Regions from separate parts of the Homo sapiens genome. Here region 1 is linked to region 2. The links are chromatin loops, found by intact Hi-C in ENCODE. Cell type or tissue: endothelial cell of umbilical vein. All regions are shown on one strand. Each heading gives the region's core, and the rest is flanking DNA. Links, peaks and the distances in the headings are about the cores only. Region 1 holds the start of KCTD3 (potassium channel tetramerization domain containing 3). Region 2 overlaps KCNK2 (potassium two pore domain channel subfamily K member 2).

Region 1 (8,340 bases), core at 121-8,120, 460 kb after region 2:
CCAAAGACAATTCATCTTCCAATGTGGCCCAGGAAAGCCAAAAGATTGGACACCCTGGTTTAGATTCCTAGTTGCTGCTGCTTTAATCTGAACTGTTACTCATCTTCCCTGTCTAAAGTGAAGATAATGAGGTACAATGCAGTGGTAAGGATGGTGAACAGTGGCCTTGAATTCAAGCTGCTTGCCTTGAAATTCCTGCCATCCCACTTGCTACCTATGTAATTTTGAGCAAGTTTTTTTGATCATTTTCATTCCCAAATTTCCTTTTTTAAAAATAATTATAACATTAGTTGTGACGAAGAAAGATGACAAAATATCTAAACCACCGGGTATATGATAAACACAAATTAGCTATTATTAAGCTTATCATCAACTGGGAGAAATAATACTTATCTTACATCCATATGTACTATTAACATCTTTCAAGTCGAATCTAGATAGAGCATATCACAACATTAGTATGCTTGCCAGAGGCTATTTTTTATTTTTTTGGTAAAAATTATGACAATGACAATAAAAACTTAACATCAGATACATTATCAGTTTGAATTATTATGATACAACTATGACAAAACAATTCATGTTAAGAATTTAGTACCACAAACTAATGACCTCTGAAACATAACGCACTATCTTTGTTAGTCTTTGTTAGCAGGGCATCAAGTATTATAGTATTCCGATTTAAAAAATATTTTAATAGCCACTAAGGTTTTGGGTTTGAATAGATACCGTTTAAAGCAAAAACAAATAAATAAACAAGCGCATAAAATTGTGTGTTTTCTGCGTGTGTCTAACATTAGTTGAGTGCTTACTATATTCCAGAAATAGGTTGCTGGGCATTACACAGTCTAGGGGTTTTTGTCCTTTGGTTTCCTTCCTGCTTAACAAACAAAAGCAAAAAACAAAACAAAAAAACTGCTTGGGAGATTGGGGATTAAATTGAAGAGGGTAAAGTAAGCAGTTTTCTGGGGTAAACGCTGTAAGGTTTTAAAATCTCCAAATGTTCCCTGCATTTGCACTGTCTACATTTAGGCATCAACTTTTACTACCTCTAGGATTAGTTTTTCCTTTCCCAATCCATGTTGACAAAGTGGGTCATAAAGATCCGTAGATCGTTTGCCCAGATCTGCCCTCAATCTGCGAATCAGCTTCCTCGTTTTAGAAAATCTGAAATGTAAAAGGGAAAGGGGCTGGGATCGCGTGGGGAGGAGGAACGAAATGGAATCCCGCGTGGGCAGGCGGCTGGCCAGGAGCACATTCCCCTAGCCTCCCTACGCGCCAGCCCCGCGGCGTTGGGAAGCTCCTCCCTGACCTTTCCTTCCTCCTCCTCCTCCTCATTCTAGGCGGCAGTGGCGGGCGAAGCGTGAGCGCTGCGGTATTTTGTCCCGAACGGTGACCCCTCCTCCCAGGCAGGCTGCGGCGGCGTCGGTGGCAGCGGAGCACGGAGAAGAGGCCCGGGCGGCCCGGCGGCCTGGAGGCCGCGAAAGGTGGAGGCCGGGCCGCCCTTGTGCACCGCAGGATTGACCCGGGAAGGGGCAGAAGCTAGCGAGCCCCGCCCGGCCGCCGGGAAGGTGGGGGAAGCCCCGTGCACCCCCCGCCCTCCGGCCGCCGCCGCCCCGCTGGCCCTGCAGCCGTCGCCGCTGCCTCGGGCTACAGCCCCGGGCTCGGCGGTCCCGGCTGGGGAAGGAGGGCGGCGAGCGCGTCCGGAGCCGCCGGAGATGGCGGGAGGGCACTGCGGCAGCTTCCCCGCGGCGGCGGCCGGCAGCGGCGAGATCGTCCAACTGAACGTAGGGGGGACCAGGTGAGTCGGCGGGTAGCGGGCTTGCAGCGGGGATGCCTTGGCGGCCTCCTCCTTTGGTGTCGACGGGGACCGAGAGTCGCAGGAACGAGGGCGAGCGTGGGAGGCCAAGCCTGGAGGGGAACGTGGGGGCCTCCAGGCGGCAAGAACGTCGGGCGGATTTTGGAGCTGGTGAAGCATCTGCTCTGGGAAGGGAGAGGCAGAAGGGACGCTTGGAATTACCGAGGACCAGGCCCATGTGGCAGAGTAGCTGCTGTCCTAGAATGCCAACCTTTGCCCCTCCCAACAGGCAAGGAGAACCATTACACAGCCTTCCTTACCTCATCTCAGATTAGAGTGTATTTGAGGACTTTATTTAGTAGAAACCTGGCTTTGTGGTTTGGATGTTGGAGATGAACTTGCTTTCCTTTCTCTTTGGTCAACGAGGTGTCGGTTTTCTTAGGGAAGAGTGCGGTGTTCTTTTCCGCGCCTAATTAGGGGATTTGTAATTTGAAAGATTTCTGTGATGGGAGTGCAGTAGGTTTGCAGTACCTAGTTATTTATTTTCAGAATTTCTTGGTGCATGGGCTTGAAGGATCTGTTCAACTTCTAGGACAGTGTGTCCAGAAACTGCAGTTTGAACATTTGCTTTTAGGAAGCTCTGGATATTGGCACGGTGTGACGCCCTTGGAGTAAACAGACTGAATGCTCTTCTCTGTCTGTTCTCTTTCTGGCCTTCCGCCCCCCCCCCCCCCCGCCCCTTCTGTGCCTGTTATTAAGTTTGTTGGGGGAAAAAATCGTAGTTTTTGTGGATTTCCTATAACTTATGAGTCACTCCTCTCAGAAAAGGGAGTTTGCCAGCTGTTTGAAAGAAGGATTAGTTGAGTTTTAGGCTTGGTAAGGAGATAAACAAGGAAATGCTCTGGAATACAGTTAATTTTTCTGTGCTTGAGAATATGATTTTCAACCAGCATTTTAAAAGTATTTTAATGTCTTAGAACCATAGTGATAAAAAATGTCTACTGTAGTGCTTTAATCCTAAACATTTGATAGCTTTCTAGAATTTAACACAGAAAACCATGGTACTTCGTTCTTAGGGTTTTTCCTCTTCCCCCAAATCAAAACTTAGATAATTTACAACGTTATTGCAGTTGTATAGAAACCAGTCTTATGGAGATTTATGTCTCCTAATGTAAGAAATGGAGTTTTTCCTAAAATCACGTTAAAATATTGGAAGTTTGGTAACTTGTGGAATACCCCTAAAGAGGAGGCCTGCAATGTGTGTTGATTATACTGAAGAGTAGCAGTATAATCATTTACAATCCCTACACTGGTTTCTACTTGCTATTGATAGTTAATGTATTTCTTTTCTTTAATTTTCTTTTTTTTTTTTTTTGAGACGGAGTCTTGCTCTGTCGCCTGGCTGGAGTGCAGTGGCGCGATCTCGGCTCACTGCAGCCTCTGCCTCCCAGTTTCAAGCGATTCTCCTGCCTCAGCATCCCGAGTAGCTGGGTCACAGGCGCGCGCCACCACGCCCGGGTAATTTTTGCATTTTTAGTAGAGACGAGGTTTAACTACGTTGACCAGGATGGTCTTGATCTCCTGACCTCGTGATGCTCCCGCCTCGGCTTCCCAAAGTGCTGGAATTACAGGCGTGAGCCACCGCGCCTGGCCGATAGTTAATATATTTCTATTCAGACATTCACAAGGACATACAGTATTATTGTAAAAATTAAGCAGTATTGTTATTTACTATGTGGATGGCTTAATACTGAGTGAACTCTTATTAGAGACTGCAGAATTCATTTAAAAGTTTTAACTCATAAGGCAGTTATCTTGGCACTGTAACTTTTTTTTTTTTTTTTTTTTGAGACAGAGTCTCGCTCTGTCATCCAGGCTGGAGTGCAGTGGTGCGATCTCGGCTCACTGCAAGCTCCGCCTCCCAGGTTCGCGCCATTCTCCTGTCTCAGCCTGGCACTGTGACATTTTATCTTGTGTTTACATTATTTATGAAACTTGAGCTTATCAGGTTCTAATTTTTTCTAAGTGATATTAGCAAAGATACAAAATAGTACATATATTACTGGTTTGAACAGTTTACAAGACATGAAATTGTTAGTGGGAATGGAAACATTAAAAAACTTCAGAAAATTGTTAAGATAAAATGGCTTATAAAATAAGTAGTAATGGTATGGCCCGTAGAAAACAACATCCGACTCCATATTCTAAGAATATTTTCTAGATTTGCTTTGAATCCTACACTCGTGCAGCATTTTAGAGCTAGATGAGATCTAGAAGTCACCTGTATCTTGTACAAAACACAGTGTAACATAGTCACTTAAGCCACTGTAAGAGAAAAATCCTGATATGATTGCCACTGAAGTTCAGGAACTGCTGTGGCATAGAATTGAAGTTCTGAAGTGATAGAGTAAAACTCAAAAGGAGAGTTTGTTGGGAGCAGAGAAGCATATGCTATCGGTAAGGTCTTTTTTTTTTTTTCCCTCAGGAGAATAGACATGAAAATGGATATACTCAAAGGAATTATAGAAATGACTAATTTTTATGGTTTAATACTTTGTGGGTGATTCAGAAAGTAGAGTAGATGAAGTTTCATTTAGAATTGTTAGTATTCGTTATTTACAAAAAGTAATGAAGTGAATTCACTATGACTGAATTTATGATTAATTCTGTTATGGGCAAGTGTGATTTTGGGCCTCATGCAAGAGGGCTGGGACTAGCCATTGAGGACTCCTGGACAAAGAGCTTTTGAGTCAGGTATATGTTTCCAATTCCCAGGCTTTATCTCTAACTAGCCTAGCAACCTTGGACAAATATTTTGATACTTAGTCTATTAAAATGTAAAGTGACAGACAGTAGTACCAATCTTATCAGATTGTTATAGGAATTTGAAGTAATAAATGTGAAATGCAAGGGTTAGTGGCATTATCAGTACTTACAGTGCAGAATAAATAACTAGTTAGATTGCTACCAAGTTAATTTAGTAGGAGGCAAGTTGCATGAAGTATAACTGTGGGTATGCAAATTTCTTTAGTCCTTTGCTGAAACCAGATTGTACATGACTCTGTTCTTGGGACACTATGGGTATGGGATAAAAAACAAATCAAAACAGAAAAGGCTTTCAAATGATTATGCTCATCATGTGTAATTTTAAGTGTGTTAGTTTTCATGAAGTTATATTCGAGACTGGTTTTGGGGCCAGAAGTTTAAAAAAAAATTGGTGGGGATGAGGGTCTAATTCCTTTGCCCAGAAATTCCAGGTTACTAACCTTTCCCCAAAATGCTGATTAAAATTGAAACTGATAATATGATTTTAAGCAGACCTTTGTGATTTTCTAAGTAGCACATAATTTTAATTATTTGGAATACAATTGGTGAATAAGTGGTGAATATAAAAGATTGCAAGTTATAAGCTGTCCTCATTTGGAATGAATTTGATGGCCTCCAAAACAGTGAATCTGCAATGTATGAATCCTTGGATCCTTCAATTTACCATTGAGTGGATTTGCTTTGATTTTGGACCAAGTCAGTTTTCTGTGACTGGGGTAATCTGTGTATTTTTTATTTTTCTTAAGAGTCTATTAAGAAACGCATTTAGGAGCATTTGCAGTGTTTTCTTAAAGTGACTCATTTGTTAATCAGATAAATGGGCGTAGGAACTGCTTATAAACACCTAGACTGTCCATAACCTGTGAAATTAGTTAGTAGTCAACTTCTATGTGTTCCCTAAAGTACCCCTTACTGTAGTTTACATTTAAATGTCTTTAATAAATGAATTGTTTTACTGTCTTTCCTTCAGTTAGCCAATGAAAGAATACTTTTCCTTACAAATTGTAAAGTTGTATGTGGGAAGAAGTGGAGATAAACTTTTTTTTTTTTTTTTTCCGAGACGGAGTCTCGCTTTGTCGCCCATGCTGGAGTGCAGTGGCGCGATCTCAGCTCACTGCCAGCTCCACCTCCTGAGTTCACGCCATTGTCCTGCCTCAGCCTCCTGAGTAAGCTGGGACTACAGGTGCCCGCCACCACGCCTGGCTAATTTTTCGTAGTTTTAGTAGAGACGGGGTTTCACCGTGTTAGCCAGGATGGTCTCCATCTGCTGACCTCGTGATCTGCCCGCCTCGGCCTCCCAAAGTGCTGGGATTACAGGCGTGAGCCACCGCGCCTAGCCGAGATAAACTTTTAATTGTGATTGGAAAGCATGTTTTGATAATGATAGAAAATTTATTTTGGAGACTAAGGCACTTTTTATGGAACAGTGCATACACGGCTTCTGCTGTTACTGACACTGAGACTGATACTGCTAAATGATTTAAGTGGGCAGTTTAGTGACATCTGTGTGTCAACACCAGTGTATTCTGAAAGTGCTCTGTTGTAACCATAAAATGCCTGCAGATCGTACAGAAGAATCAAGTCTCCGTTTTGTACAGAACATTTAACTGAGTTTTAGAGTGTGATTCTGTTTATCACACATAAGTTTCAATAAACATTTACTGGGTGTGTGCTAGGTGCTAAGAACAATGCTTTTAGGTGGTCCTCTCTGGCTTTAAGAAAAAACAACATCTACTTTTTTAATACAAAATCCATTTCTGAAACTGAGTTTGAAAAGTGAATTTACAGATAATCCATTTATCAAGATATGTAAAATATTATGAGCCATTGTTGCCTCAGGTGCCTGGATGGACTTGCAAAGTTGAGAGATCTGTGAGACTTCTGACACTACTCTGTATAAGCCTTGGTAGTCACAGTCACCCTGGCCTGCAATCCAGTGCTATTTAATAGCCCACTTAGAAGATGGGAATGGGAAGTAGGATGTATTTTGAGGTTTGTTATGCTGCAGTGAGCATAATAAAAAAAAGTAAGCAACTTCCACGTTTTTGATAATTCCAGGCTGCTAATTTAGGTAATGGCAGACAATAGATGGATGATACAGTGTATACATGCACAGCCTGGGAAACATCCCTTAGCCATTTTGGCTGGGGTTTGGCCTGTGTTTCCTGGTGATAGTGCATGGTAACTAGTGCCACTATTCAGTCACCTTGTTTAGTTTAAGTATGAAAGGTAAAAATAAATTTAGGGATTTCATATAATGCCAGAAAATAAATGTGGAGTGAAAGTAGAGGTTTGCTAGGCTGGGTGAGATAACATTGTAGTTCAAGGTGATATCTTAAAATGAAAATACTCAGAGAAGGGCTGGACTGAACAAGTACTATATTGCTTTGTTTGCCATATCAGTTTACATAAATTATTGGTTTGTTGTCCCAGTCTATTATACTGTACTTTGGTAAAGATCCTCCCTTGGTAATATACAAGCTTGATCAAATGACAACCTCAGAACAGTGATGTATTTGGCTGAATGATTTTTGAATGAATGAAGTCAGCAGTTGCAGATAGCCCAAGACTGCCTATAAAGAAGGTGTTAAATGAGTAATTTACAGTGAAATTACTATGAGCTTAAAAAGAGATAATACAGGATTGGATATTTAGAAAAACTATTACAGGGAAGGTAAAACCTGAGTGGTATCAAGAAAGATGGACGGATCTTGAATTATTGGACATGAAGAGAGTGATCTAGCTGAATAAAGATACCAAAATGGTAGTAAGCATGAATTTTTTGGGGATATGAAGAAGTTTTGTCCTATTAGAGGGGAAAACCAGCATTTGTACTGGAGAGATGAGATGGAACCTGAAGGTAATTTTGAATGTTATACTGAGAAGTTGAGACTTGGTGTGATGGGCTAATTGTTGATTCTTCAGCAGAGATTAGCTTATTGGAAAGTAGTGTTTTAAGATGCATTATATGGCGGATAACAAGTTGTTTATTGTTATTGAGAGCTGCTTGTATAATCTTAACTCTGAATTGAAAGTAGCAACGTTTAAAAATATTAACTGTAATAAATATATTGGTACAGCTATAACTATAAAACATCTTGTAAATCATTAGCCAGTGTATTAAAACAAGTTAACTAATACTGAAATTTCAAATCATGTTCTCACTTATAATACCAGATGATTTTTAATTGCAGATTTAGTACCTCAAGACAAACTCTTATGTGGATTCCAGATTCTTTTTTTTCCAGGTATGTCTTATAATTCTTTAGTGTATATTTTAATACATTTATTTACCAAAATATAATAATGTTTGTCAGTTAAATTTTTTTTAATAAAAAAGGTTAACTCTTAAAATTATATATTTTTGAACTTGGAAGATAGATAACTTACTTTTAGTGGTCTTTAACATTTGGTAAAGAATTAGCACATTTGTTTATACTCAGATTTTAAAAACTAACTTTAGATTATTAATGACTTCCAGTTTGCTGAGTGGGAGAATTTCAACACTTCGAGATGAAACTGGTGCTGTGAGTATAATAATAATTGATACATATTCCTAAATTAATGCTTATAGTGCTTGGTCCTAACATATAGTTACTCTAAGAATATAGGAGAACTGATATTTTAATAATCACTGAATGAAAGTGGCATAATTTTATTTCTTGTCATATGTAGTTTTTTATAATCAGAGAAGATCCCTAAGTAGGGAATACTAT
Region 2 (8,340 bases), core at 153-8,152:
ACTCTAAAATATATATTAAGTTAACCACAGTCATCCTATTCTGCTGTCAAACATTAGAACTTATTTTTTCTGCCTACATATATGATTGTACCCATTAACCAACCTCTCTTAATTCCCCACCCCTCTCCCGCCCACACACCCTTCCTAGTCTCTAGTGTTTTTCTTTCCACTCTCTACCTCCGTGGGATTTACTTCTTTTAGCGCTCATGTAAGAGTGAGAACATGTGAGATTTATATTTCTGTACCTGGCTTATCTTAATTAATGTAATAATCTCCAGTTCTATCCGTGTTGCTACAAGTGACATGATTTAATTCTTTTTCATTGTTGAGTATTATTTGTGTGTGTGTGTGTGTGCGTGCATGTGTGTCACACCTCTTTATTCATTCATCTATTGTTGGGCACTTAGGTTGATTCCATATTTTTGCTGTTGGAAATTGTGCTGCAATAAACATGAGAGTACAGTACAATATGTCCCTTTGATATATTGATTTCTTTTCTTTTGAGTAAATACCTAATGCTGGACTGGATTGTATGGTAGTTCTATTCAGCTTTTTGAGAATCTCTATCCTGCTTTTTATAGTGGCTGTACTGATTTACATTTCCACCAGCAGTGTATACGAGTTCCCTTTTTGCTATATTCTTGCCAACATCTGTTATTTTTTATCTTTTTAATAATAGCCATTCTAACTCTGTAAGAGTATATCTCATTGTGGTTTTAATTTTCATTTCTCTGATGAGTAGTGATGTTGAGCATTTTTTGTATACCTGCTGGCCATTTGTATGTCTTCTTTTGAGAAATGTCTATTTATGTCTTTTGCATATTTTTTAATGGGATTATTTAGTGTTTGTTGGGTTGAGTTTCTTGCACCTTCTGGATATGAGTCCCTTGTTGGATGAATAGTTTGTAAATATTTTCTCTTATTCAACAGGTTGCTTCTTCACTTTGTTGATTATTTCTTTTGCTGTGCAGAAGCTTTTTAGTTTAATATAGTCCCATTTGTCTATTTTTGTTTTTGTTGCCTGTGCTTTTGAGGTCTTAGCCATAACATTTTTGCCTCGATCAATGTCTTGAAGAGCTTTCACTGTGTTTTCTTCTAGTAGTTTTATAATTTTAGGTCTTATGTTTAAGTCTTTAACCCCTCTTGAGTTGATTTTTATGTATAGTGTAAGCTAAGGGTCCAGTTTCCCTCTTTTTGGTGTGTATATCAAATTTTCTCAAAACTATTTATTGAAAAGACTATCCTTTCCTCATTATGCAATCTTGACACCCTTGTTGAAGATCATTTGATTATATATGCATAGCTTTATTTCTGGATTCTTGATTCTGTTCCATTGGTCCATATGCCTGTGTTTATGACAGCATCACATGGTTTCGACATTTATTTTTGTTTTGTTCTAGATTTTTTCACATTTTCTAATCCCAAACATTTTTTTAAAATTTAATATACTATTTTTAAAGCATTTTTAGGTTCGTGGCAAAATTGAACAGAAAGTGCAGTGATTTCCCATATATTCCCTGCCCCCACACATGCATAGCTTTCTCCATCATCAACATCCTTCATCAGAGTTACACATTTGTTACAATTCATGAATTTACATTGACACATCACTATCACATTATTGTCATCATTATCAACTAATTGCTAACATTAAGGTTCAGTCTTGGTGTTGTAGAGTCTATGGGTTTGGATAACATACAATGTCATGTGTCCATTATTACAATAGCCTAAAGAATAGTTTCACTGCCCTAAAAATACTCTATGCTCTGCCTAACCCCTTAAATCCTGACAATCACAGTCTTGTTACTGTCCCCATAATTTGCTTTTTCAGAATGTCATATAGTTGGAATTATATAGCATGTAGCTTGGTAAGATTGGCTTCCTTCACTTAGTAGTATGCACTTAACGTTTTCTGCATGTCTTTTCATGTAATCTGAGAGCAGAGGTAATTTCGTGTCTTCTTTTCTGATTTGGATGTCTTTTATTTCTTTTTCTTGCCAAGTTGCTCTACCTAGGATTTCCAGTACTGTTTGAATAGAAATGGTGAGAGTGGGCCTCCTTGTCTTGTTCCTGATCTTAAAAGAAAAGCTTCAGTTTTTCACCATTGAGTATAATGTTAACTGTAGGGTGTTATATATGACTATTATTTGTTGTATATATTCATTCATTTGATGGTTTATCCTCTGTCACTAGGCTTTCTTTACTCTTTTAAATTATTTTTTTCCTTTTGCTCTTTTAACTGGATACTATCAAATGATGTTTGTTGAAGTTCACTGTTTTTTTCTTGTGCTTGATCAAGTCTGCAGTTGAACCACTCTAGTAAATTTTTCCACTAAATTATTGTATTCTTCAGCTCCAAAATTTCTGTTGGGTTCTTGTTTATATTTTATGTCTCTTGTTGACATTCTTATTTTGTTCATACATTATTTTTCTGAGCTTGTTGAACGTCTTTATGATGGTTATTTTGAATCTTTATGAGATAATTCATATGCCTCTGTTACTTTAGGATCAGTATGCGGAGATTTAGTTTGTTCTTTAATTGGGCCATGTTTCCCTGTTTCTTTATGTGCCTTGTAACTTTTATGATTGGATCTACGCATGTGAAATAAAGAGTCACCTCTGTAAATCTCTAAGGACTGGATTCATGTGGGGAAATACCTAATCACCAATCAGCCCTAATCAGCCTGCCTAGAGATTCTGTGGGCCTCAAATCTTTTTTATAGTTGTGCGTTCTCTGGACTTGTGCCTGTAAGTTACCAAGTACAGGGATTTACTCTTTTCTTTTTCAGGGGCTTGTAATCTCTTGCTCTCTCTGGAGCTACCACATGCTGCTCAGCTCTTCTTTGTTCTCAGTGGCTCCCAGACTTCTAGAGCGTGTTAGGTCCTGTTAATGCTGTTAGCTGGACAAGACAGGCACCAGTCCCTCAAGAAGCCTTTTGGAAAGTCTGCTTGCTGGACATATGTTTCAGTCAGTCTTCTCTTTCCCTCCCCTGGGAGAAACCCAGTGAGACATGATTAAGGTGGAAGACGGTAGTATTGACAATCCTGACCTTGTGCAGGCCTAGGATGATTTGTTTGTGTCTTAGTTTTTTTTTTTTAAAGTGCTTAAAAAGTTAAAAAAATTAAATAGTTAAAAAAAAGATTATGGAATAAAGATATAAAGAAAAAATATTTTTATACAGCTGTACAATGTGTTTTTGTTTTAAGCTTAGTGCTAGTACAAAAGTCAAAAAATTAAACAGTTTATAAAGTGAAAAATTTACAATTAGCTAAGGCTAATTTGTTATTGAAGAAAGTTAGTTTTATTTTAAAAATAGATTCAGTGTACCCTAAGTGTACAATGATGTCCTAGGCCTTCACATTCACTCACCACTCACTCACTGGCTCACCCAGAACAACTTCCTGTCCTGCAAGCTCCATTCATGTAAGTGTACCATTTTTTACTTTTATACCCAATTTTTACTGTATCTATCATATGTTTCCATATGCTTAGATACACAAATACCATTGTCTTACAGTTGCCTTAAGTATTCAGTACAGAAAAATGCTGTACAGGTTTATAGCTTAGGAGCAATAGGCTATACCATATAGCCTAGGTGTGCAGTAGGCTATCGCATCTAGGTTTGTGGAAGTACTCTCTATGATGTTCACAAAATGATGAAATTGCCTAACCACACCTTTCTCAGTATCACATTTCTCACTATCGCAAACTGACAGAATACAGTGTAGTCACGTGTCGCTTAACAGTAGATGACTATACTGTATTCTGACAGTTCATGATAGTGATTTTATGTCTACTCAAAAATCAGTAAGCATAGAATATACTACAAATGATTCTTGAGTAGTTAACATTATACTGGACACATAGGCCATATGCGACATAAACATATAAGACAAGGCCTGATGACTATTTAGAATGCATCATACACGTGGATAAAATAAAATGTTCACCGACGTTCAACTTTATGAGTTAGTTCTTTAAAAAATTCATTTATGAATGTATTTTTTTTGCTTAGAACTTTCAGTATTTCCACATAGAAATAATATTGTAAATGATAGCTATATGCAAGGTGAGGCAACCAAAGCAGTAATACAACTGAACTATTAATATAACCCCAAGACCTGAACCTGGCTTGCCAAGTTATTTTATTATTCTTTTGGCATATTTTACTTATTTTGACCAAGTGACCCACTTAGCCTCTTTCTGCCTCAGCTTTTGTGAAAGATAAGTATGTATCTGATTCCTCTTAAGTAACACTATATGCATAATGCTCACAAGGTTCTGGTGAAGCCCCTCCGGTCTTGCACTGCTGTTTCAAATAGTTAGCTTAAAGAGAAGTAGCTGTCTAGAGGACACCCAACATATTATTTATTTTTATTTTTTTGAGACAGAGTCTTGTTCTGTTGACAGGCTGGAGTGCAATGGCACGATCCCGGCTCACTGCAACCTCCTCCTCCCAGGTTCAAGCGATTCTTATGCCTCAGCCTCCTTATTAGCTGGAATTACAGGTGTGCAACACCACGCCCAGATAACTTTTGTATTTTTAGTAAAGATGGGGTTTTCCCATGTTGACCATGCTGGTCTTGAACACCTGGCCTCAAGTGATCTGCGCAACTCGGCCTCCCAAAATGCTGGGACTACAGGCATGTAATCCCAACAGATGTACAGCCCCAACAGATATACAGCAAGTGATTAAAAATGAAAGTGTGAGTGAGGTTCAAGTGTAGTTAGTCATCTCCTAATGCCCATAACCTTTCCCCTTCATGCCTCTTCTGAATCCTCGAGAGACTGCATGTTGCTTTTTTGTGACTTTTGACTTTTCTCTTTCCCTGCTTGGTTTAAAAGTTTTCTGCATGTTTCACCAACATAAACATATTCTTGGATTGTGGGAGTTAGGAGACAGATGAAGTGGAGAGAAGACCCACCAGCCTCATGCTTATTATGAGAATTCTGAAGCATCTTCCCTTTCATAGGGTGCTGTGCTCTGAAGCATTGTTGAGATTAGTATCTTAGTTGTGAATGAAGACAAACAATACAGTATAAGTGAGTGACTAATGTAGAAAACATGAGGAAAGGTGCCAAGTTCATTTTCAGCGCTGATGGTTGTGGTGTGACACTCTCATGCCAGCCAAAGAGGTGCCTGAGGGAAAGGTTTAATTGCACTTTTGTGTAATAACTACTGGACAGGTGTCAAAGGGTAGCTCCATTATTCCAGTTGGCTCAAAAAAGGGCAAGAAATTCTATCAGGTTCTTGTTTCTCAAACAAAATAGAGTTCAACCAATTCAGTATTTGCTATAACTGGTGAGTGTATGGGTGTGTAATTGAGAAAGGCGGGGGAAACTTGGAAAAAGCTAAGAAGCTAAGACAGAATCAGTATGAATCACTATGTTTTGGGAAGTTATATATTATTTTTGCTGTCTTGATTTTGTGACATTGAGCCAAGAAATATAAACATATTAAACAGTTTTGCAAGACTTCCTTTTCTCTGCATAATGTTAGCAAGTCATTAATAAACTTCCCATGCAGTATATTAAGAAGTTTTACCTGGAGCCTAAAAGCACAGAAATTTCTTGTAGGTTATTAATGGCAATGAGTCAACTCACTCAAAGTGAGAAATACACATTTTATGGGGCCTGAAACAGGATCTGTCTATCAGGATATTATTGGAATGTCTTAGTATAGTGCCTTTACTCATGACTAATTTGGGTTGTAGGAAGTTTGATTTATTCAAATATAAATTGTGTTAACTGGTTACTTTGTCAGGTGTGTGTGTGTGTGTGTGTGTGTGTGTGTGTGTACAAAGCTTGAGATTTTCAATCATCACTATGATATTTTAGTTACTATGATTTTTTAATTTCAGTTCTCACTATGATTCTGGAAGGACAGGAAAAAATCCTTTTGTTTTTAAAACTTACATAAAAATATTGCCTTTCTGTGGAAACTTGAATAATTTTCATAACCATTTCCCCTGCCTGTGATTACCTTTATATAGGTACAAAACACTTTCTTTTTGTTTAAACTTGTATCCATTATGGAACTATAGGCTTAAGTGCATTGGGAAATCAAATGAATAGAGATTAGTGACATTATATTGGAAAAAAACGAGAGGTTTTCCAAATTTAGGAACCCTATGGATGTGTGTAACTGACAGAGAAAAACATCCTTTTTCACATTTTAGCCTTTTTCTTCTCATCAGTTTAGAAATTCAGGCCTTAGAAAAATAATGTGTAAATAAATGTTGGTTAGTGTAGCACGCCTTGGGCAACATGGTACAAAAATATTGTTTCAGGTACTGTCTCCCTGATCTCAGTCTCCTGCCTACTCAAATCCTATTTTAAGGACAACCTCTTTTAAAGGAACTGCCTAGATAAATATCTTACTGTCCTAGAACTGTGTCTTCCTTACTAACTAAACAACCTTGATCTTTTTCCTCTCTCCTTGCCTTTTGGTTTCTTTCTGACTTCTTCTTCTACCTCCTTCTCTTTCATGCTTTCCTTTTTTTTTTAAAAAAATTAATCTTTTTCTTCCACTCATGCTGAGATGGGGTAGAAGGTGGCCAGAAAGATAGACAAAGATTAATGGTCCCATAAAATATTATTCCATACAGTAATATGGAATCTAGGAAGACTCATGGAAAAATGCACACCAGGGAAATGCCGCTTCAGTGTGCTTGCTTCACATATGTAGACTGGCTCCTTTAGAGTTGCACAGGGTCTTCATCATGTTTTTTTTTTTTTTTTTCTATACACCACTGTGCTCATTTCATTGAGGCTCAAAGGAAAAAGAATTTCAGTGTTTCAAGTTCAGCCCTTGCCTGATATATAAATCTTCCCTGTAACAAGTCAGCTAATGGTTACTTGCCCTTAGACATTAGACAGGTTTACTCAATAATAGAGGAATAGTTATGTAAACTATGTTAAATGTAGCTACTCAGTGAGATATTGAAGTCCTTAAAAATGATAGCTCTGAAGACTACAAAATGCCTTGGAATATGCTTATGTTATATGAAAAGAGTTTTCAGCAGATTTATTGTTACAACTATTAAAACGTGAATATATGCATGTTGCAAAATACTGTTTTAGGAACCGTGACTGATTTTTTTTCTTTAGTATTATTTTTCCAAATGTCCAATAATATGTATATTACTTTTATGATTAAAAAAATCTCCCTAAATGGATATGACCAGGAAAGACAACCCAAATACCCAGCAGTATGCTTCATGGTTTCTGGCCCTTCAATGATATCTGCTCTCAAATCTGTTGTTCCCTGCTTTGGATTTTAAGCTTTTGTTTCTACTAACAGAAAATAAATTTACACTTTCAAAAGAGCAAGAAAAAAGCTGTACACTTCATTAGTCTGTTTAAAAATAGCTTTGACACTCGATTGCATAATCCCCAAATGGAAGGAAATATATCAGAAGGTAAGCAAGATATTTACTTTTAGACGTGCTTCCTTAAAGTCTGGTGTGCAGAAACTGCCTTCTGTAGAAAATAATATCCCTTTTAAGTAATAAGAATTAAATTTTATTTTTATAAAGTCTTCATGAAATAAATATATTTTGACTCATATTTTTGTAAGAAACATTATGGCATATTGTTTCTTACAAAATCTTCCTTACAAAATATGCTGGGGGGGGAACCTTGAAAATATGCTTATCAGTCTCTAAGTGTAGTATGATTTAAACACCTATGTTTTGTATAAAATATGCAAAGTACTACTCCATTTCTTTTCTCCACATGAAATCAAATATATATTTTTATAAAGAAAAAGATTATTGATGCTAGGTTTTGAAAATCTAACATTTGTCAGTACTCTATAACATTACATTTAATTGTGGAATGTAACTTTGTGATTTCTGCATTTTATATTTAGACAGATGCCTCTATTTTTCCTAGAAAAAAATAAAACAAGTACCATGTCCATATAACTACAGAATTTCTGAAAAACTAGTTTCATGTAATGAGTCACAAAATTTGATATCAAATCACAGATATATGAATTAACTTCTATAAAATTTAATTATCTTAAATATTAAATAGTATCTCTGGATCTCTCAGATGTATGCAAAAATGGAATACAACTTGAATTTCCAGTAAGGATTCAACAATCACTCTGTGTTCTCTCAGAATAACATTCTAGGCAATAAAGGGTTTTCCTTTGATAAGTATGTATCCTTCACTGTAGAACTGTAATGAGAGCCTAATCGATTGATATGCTAGTAACAATGTTTTTCCTGTTCATGGAAATTAGCCTTAATTCTGCAGTAATAAATATCATACTGCAGTGAAATTTAGTATGTTATACACACTGTTCATCAAAACACAAGTACTATTCTTTT

What was found. A loop is a pair of places that touch in the nucleus more often than their neighbours do. Peaks named below come from ENCODE experiments on the same cell type or tissue, not always from the same donor. Only the 100,000 strongest peaks of a DNase experiment are listed, where the experiment ranks them.
Region 1: it touches region 2 in a loop (10-fold over the local background); 2 of 110 quality-filtered maps call a loop at or near these places.

Annotation. Positions count from the first base shown.
Region 1 is chr1:215,565,968-215,574,307 of GRCh38, forward strand. KCTD3 (potassium channel tetramerization domain containing 3) reads left to right here and starts at 1,337. Exons shown (of 18, transcript NM_016121.5): 1 at 1,337-1,801; 2 at 7,819-7,872; 3 at 8,106-8,151. The coding sequence starts at 1,719. LOC124904599 (a long non-coding RNA gene) reads right to left here and starts at 1,390. Exons shown (of 2, transcript XR_922599.2): 1 at 1,313-1,390; 2 at 460-1,167. RefSeq lists a silencer at 1,469-1,738 and an enhancer at 1,551-2,411. In endothelial cell of umbilical vein, for the core only: no CTCF peak of the experiment used is centred there; DNase peaks (open chromatin) are centred at 1,264 and 2,024; H3K4me3 peaks cover 2,252 bases; H3K27ac peaks cover 1,905 bases.
Region 2 is chr1:215,109,230-215,117,569 of GRCh38, forward strand. All of the region lies in intron 2 of KCNK2 (potassium two pore domain channel subfamily K member 2), which reads left to right. Among named protein-coding and RNA genes, the nearest start is that of KCNK2, 31 kb to the left of the region's middle. In endothelial cell of umbilical vein, for the core only: no CTCF peak of the experiment used is centred there; DNase peaks (open chromatin) are centred at 5,062 and 5,432; H3K27ac peaks cover 2,082 bases.